Regions from separate parts of the Mus musculus genome. Here region 2 is linked to region 1. Evidence: chromatin contacts called from ENCODE Hi-C or POLR2A ChIA-PET data. All regions are on one chromosome and are shown on one strand. Each heading gives the region's core, a stretch centred on a gene start or an enhancer-like site at or near the end of the contact. The rest is flanking DNA. Distances are from core to core; before and after follow the strand shown. Region 1 holds the start of Arl6ip1 (ADP-ribosylation factor-like 6 interacting protein 1). Region 2 holds the start of Tmc5 (transmembrane channel-like gene family 5).

Region 1 (2,700 bases), core at 141-2,640:
TAAGATAAGGCGACTGAGACATAAAGGGGTTAATATATTTAAATCCAGGAAATCCAAGACTAATGGACTTGCTCTCCTTAAAATGATGGAAATAGTAGTGATCAGGCCCTCTCCCATGATAGTTTCCTTGTACAGCAATTAATCCTCTTATTGAATTGTTTGCTGGTATTGTGTAGGAGGAGTTTAAGGGTACAGGGTAAGCATCTCTATTGTATGGTACTGTGTGTGTGTGTGTGTGTGTGTGTGTGTGTGTAGGGAATTTAAGGATACAGGGAATGCACCTCTAAACACAAATACAAACTGAAAATCTTGCACTAATCAAAACTGTCCCGAAGAATCTTGTCGGCACTTAGCAGTTAAAAAGGCAGGCATTAAAAGCTGATTGCTTTTTTCATTTCTGATATGGCCTGCCTTTTCTGGGGAATGACAATACAGAAAAAAAAAAAAAAAGATCTTTCGTTCTTGCCTAGGTGGGTGATGCAGTTAAAAATTTGAAACTAGCAGGGCCTGGTGATGCGCAACTGTAATCCCAGCACAGGAGGATGACAAATACAAGGCTAGCCTCGTCAAGCTACACGAAAACCTAGCCTTAAAAACCAAAAACAAAGACCTAACCAAAAACAAAGACCTGTAATGAAGCAAACGCGCCCTCTTCTAATACCATCATCTCGTGTAGCTCCGTCAAATCCGTGCTAAATCATTTTTAAAGTTGCATCCAGTCCCGTGAGTCCCTCGCCAGTTCCCAGACAAGTGCCAGGATCCCCCACTGTCCTTTCCGCAGAACCCGTTTTCAGCTTCCTGCGGTGAACTCCAACCAGCCAGCTCCAACAAATTCTGTGTCAGCGATAAACTAATTCTCTGTAGCAGCCCTTTGACCCTCCACCCTTGCGCCAAGTTTTAGGAGAAAAAGAATCATGATTAAAAATAATCTACGGAACATGAGATTAAGATCAAAGGGCAAAACAGGTAGGTCTCCGGCCTGAGCCGGAGCGCTAGACAAGGCCCCTGGCGGCCGAGTGCCCCAACCTGTTACCCAGGTTCCTTCTTGCCACAGCCCCCTTCTCACACTTCCTCACGCACGGCCCAAGCCTTATGGTGCAGGATTCCGGGGGACGTTGGGGATCGCCAGCAGCGACCTCCACCGTGGAGATAAGGCCTGGCTGTCCCTGGTAGTCCACCGAGGCCAGGAGGCCCATCCGGAAACTCCGGGGACAGACTGACCACCGCAACTCACCAGCAGGTTGCTGCTGCGGTTATCCCCCTCCGCCATCGTTCCAGACTCGCGGTTATCAACGAGCGAACACACACTATCCCCCCAACACCAGCAAGGCAACCCGAGCGCGGGGGAACGCCCCGCAGTCTGCTTATATAGGCTAGCTGCCTTTCCCGACAGCCCTCGCGAAACTCGCTCCTCATTGGGTAGACCGCACTCCGGCTTCTGGGAAGTCGGGCCAACCGGCAGCTAGCGCATGACTTGAAATCCAGGTCAAAGGAGAGCGAAACTGAAAGACTCTGACCAATCAGAGTGCAGGGGTGTGGCCCTCGAGAGGCGGAGCGGAAGGAAGCGGTTCAACCGCCGTACCTAGTCTCTCACCCAGATCTTCCTAAATCCTGGGGCCTCTCTAGTCCCTAGCTCTTCTGCTGGAAATCAAAACCGCTCAGGCGCCTGTCCGCTCAGCTGCGCAGGGGATGCGCAATGGCATCCTATGCGGAGGCTGGAAGGGCAAGGACGCTTTAGGTTGCTGTGGCACCTGCTGACTGAAGTATTGGCTGCCCCAAGTGAGCGCTGTCTGTGCCTTCTCCCCAGCTCTGGCCTTTGGAGAACATGGAAGATGCACAAACTCTTAAAGGGCTTCATTTGCAGCCAGTTTTTGGGGGAATCATTTGCGGGGTGCTTCACTTGATAATCTATGAGTACTTCAGGTAGCTAGGGGAGCGCTTCATTCGGAGGGATGGATGAGTAGAGGAGCAATTCGGATGTTGGAGGGCTTCAGACTGATAGATTAATGGATGTATGGGGAAGCCAGGCTAAATACGACCTTCAACTAATTTTAAATTATTTTTAAAAACACTTCGTTCCTTAATTCCCAGGTTCTTTAAAGGCCTTGGAGGTTAAAGAGAAATGTGAGAGATCACATAGTGCTCCTAAATATGCCTGGTCCCTTCCTGGCCTATGGTGGCTCTGTCAAAGGGGCATACAATTTGTCATAGAACTTGTGGAAAGTACTAGAAGGTACAGACAACAGTTTTGACCAGGAAGGACGCTCATTGTGTGTGGGCGGGGCGGGGGGGGGATATTATGACTTCGGTTGATACAGAAATCATGTCAAAAATTGTAAAGCCTGGAATTCCCTCCTTCTCCTCAGTATTGAGAACAAAAGGACCCAAACAGCTGCTACCAAGCAATGAGGTGCCCATCTTGGTGGTACCAGGAGCAGTCACTTTGCTAAGAGAGGGCAGAGTAATAAGTTTTTCCTTGGCAACTTGGCTACTGCCCCAGAAAGCTTAGTTTAGTCGGTGTTCCCAAAGTAAAATTTAAGTTTAGGCCAGTCCCAGGTCCCAATCCAGCTCTCACTAACCTTCCAAATGGCTCAGAGGTTACAAACACCTCTTTTTCTACCACAAAGTGACCTTTTGAAATGTGTCAGAAGATGAAGCTCGTAACACAAATCTTCCTCAGAACTTTGGCACTGCAAATGA
Region 2 (2,700 bases), core at 8-2,507, 470 kb after region 1:
AAGTCAGACAACTATTTTTAGTAGGTAGTAAATTCCTCCACCTTTATACCATGTGGGTAGAAGTCAGGCAAGCGTGGATTCAAACCCCTTTATCCAACTGAGCGGTCTTGCGTGTATGTTAAAGAACTATGTCTATAACCATATCGTGATCTTCTTGGTCGCAGAACTAGGTAATAATAGCCTCTGAGATAAACAGGCAACAGAGTCTGTTTGCTGGTACAGTGCTTCCTTAGGGACCCTGCTGTGCCTGACACACCATGTCCCCCCTGCAATAGTCAGAACGACAGCTGGGTGGTACTGAAGCAGACACACACACACACACACACACATTTCTTAACAGTAACGGAAAGCAAATGGCTTGCAACTTATCATCCTCATCCTTCAGGTGCAGTTCAACGGAGAAGAGCCACGGCGCTATGTGGCTTGTCTCCGGAACGTCCTCATCTGGGGAACGCCACCTCAGCACCCCCTCAGCGCCCCAAAGCTTCTGTCTGTGGTTGTTTCCTGTGCGAGTACAACTCGGAGCATTCAAGCTGTTGTACCAGACTCATCTTGCCCAGTGTCAGAATCTCTTGTTCAAGACAGGCTGGGTGTGAAGCATGCCTATAGTCCTGGCACATCAGGAGCTCAAGGCCGGTCCAGCTACTTGAGACCCGTGTGAGAGCTTAGAAGGTAAAGGTGCTTGCTGCTGTGCTTGACAGCGTGACGGAAAACAAGAATGGACCCCTACATGTTGTTCTTGGATCTCCATACATGTTCCCATGGACCCCCAATAAATAAAATGTAATTAAAAAAAAAACCTCTCTGTTTTGTTATGAAATTTCCCCTCTGTAGCTCTGGCTGCTTTAAACTTTCAGCAATCCTCCTGCCTCAGTCTCGTAAGTGCAGATTACAAGCCTGGGCCAACAGTCTGGCTGACGTTTTCCTTCCTATTGAAAGGCAGGATTTCACTAAGTCACAGGGACTGTCTTGGAAAGATCTGGGATGACAGGCTGGGTCACCACCCTGACCACTTGGTTTGTTATTGGATGGACAGTGTCGCTCTAGTGGTGAGTGGCAGGGTGCTCCTCACTGTGGTGTCTGATTCTGTGTCTGATTCTGGTGATCCGAATCTCCATGTGACTCTGCATTTCTTTAGATTCCCACAGTGTGGCCGGCAAAGCTTTTGGAGCTAGTCGCTCCAGCCCCAATGCCTTCCGGCATCCCCTGGGGACTCCATGGCCCTGGCTTCTGCTGAGCGGAGGGGTGGGGCTTTCATGGGAGACAGTAGTGTGTGTACACTGGAACGAGCAGTAGTTGTCTATAGCCACCGTCTTCAGGGACCTGCTGGATGCTAAGAATACTGTAGCCGGCCCCTGGATACTAGGACGACACGCGGCAGCCTGCGCACAGTCCTAGGTCCTAGCTGGAGCACACTGTGAGTGTGAGAGAGGCGCTGCGCCCGGGTGAGACGGTTGCCCTGCACGGAGGGTAGCGGCTGTGGCACGGAAGCAGGAGCTACGCAGGTGGATTGGGTGAAAGTGGGGCGGGGAGCAGGGGGGAGCGGGAGCGGGGCGGGCGGATCTAGGAGCTAAGGGCCCCGGCAGCCTCTGCACCCCAACAGCAGCGCTGGCCTTCTGTGGTAGCAAAAAACGGGGTAGGATTGTCTAAACTGCAATTTGCATGAGAATATCTTCAAGATCAATTTCCTTTCTTAAGAAAGTCCCATAGCCACAGGTCCAAAACCCCGAACGTGTCTAAGCCAATATCAAAAAACTTCTCCCTTCCTGCCTGTCTTCCCCTGCGACCGCTTACCGCCAGGTCTGGAGGGCACCTGCGGCCAACGCAAGAACCATCTCACAATGTCTAGGGCAGAGTCCCTGGCTAGATGGGATGGTTTCCAGAAGAGAGAGACTGGGTGGAACTTGTGTGTCTCCTATACTTGGGGTTCTCTTGTGTGAAACGGGGAGAGTTCTGGGACGCTACTGCTAAGCACCCTAAGATGACAAAATGCCCAAACTCTAATACGGCAGAAATCAGGAAACGGTGCCTGACAACTGAGAAAGGACCTTTTGCCTTGTGGTTCCTCGACGCCCTCTCTGCGACCCCTGCATTCCTCAGTTGCTGGCAGCTGGGGACTTATCTCTGTCCCAAACCAAGCCATCCTCTAGGGGACCATCTTCTACTTCCTCTCATATTTTAAGGCCTTTCCTCAATTTGTGAGGAAGAAAAGTCCCATCTCTCCTTTAGGAAAAAAAAATTCACCATTTTGCATTTAAAATGTAAATTTTACTTACTTGTTCTTAAGTTTTTGTTTGTTGTTGGTTTTTGTTTGTTTGTTTTTGTTTTTTGTTTGTTTGTTTTGTTGGTTTTTTGTTTGTTTGTTTGTTTGTTTTTTGACAGAGTATCCCTGTCTATGGGCTGACTCCATTCTTGTAGCCCTGGCAGGCCTGCCTTTGCTATGTAGACCAGGCTGGACTTCAACTCAGAGCTCTGCCTTCCTCTGCCTTTTGAGTGCTGGTGGTGCACCCCCAAGATTTTATTTTTATTTTTAATTATGAGCATGTGTGTGGTTTGTACACATTAGTGCAGGACCCCTGAAGGGCACTGCATCCCCAGGAGCCAAATTACAGGCAGTTAGTTACCTGAAGTGGGTGTTGATAGGTGATTTCTCAGCTACCAGTGAAATGAGCCAACTCAAGCCAGATCAGAGTATATTAA

The links. Hi-C counts contacts between places; a loop is a spot of excess contacts on that map. ChIA-PET counts read pairs that join two places held with the same protein, here RNA polymerase II (POLR2A).
Region 2: a map of v-Abl transformed pro-B cells shows a loop between it and region 1 (3-fold over the local background). The contact joins the promoter of Tmc5 here to the promoter of Arl6ip1 in region 1. A Hi-C loop is called at or near these places in 1 of 37 maps with a recorded cell type or tissue (v-Abl transformed pro-B cells). POLR2A ChIA-PET finds 5 or more read pairs at or near these places in 1 of 5 experiments (embryonic stem cell).

Annotation. Positions count from the first base shown.
Region 1 is chr7:118,128,235-118,130,934 of GRCm38, forward strand. It overlaps Arl6ip1 (ADP-ribosylation factor-like 6 interacting protein 1), which reads right to left and starts at 1,391. Exons shown (of 6, transcript NM_019419.2): 1 at 1,235-1,391. The coding sequence starts at 1,270.
Region 2 is chr7:118,596,040-118,598,739 of GRCm38, forward strand. It overlaps Tmc5 (transmembrane channel-like gene family 5), which reads left to right and starts at 1,258. Exons shown (of 22, transcript NM_001105252.1): 1 at 1,258-1,505. B230311B06Rik (RIKEN cDNA B230311B06 gene) reads left to right here. Exons shown (of 2, transcript NR_169121.1): 2 at 386-799.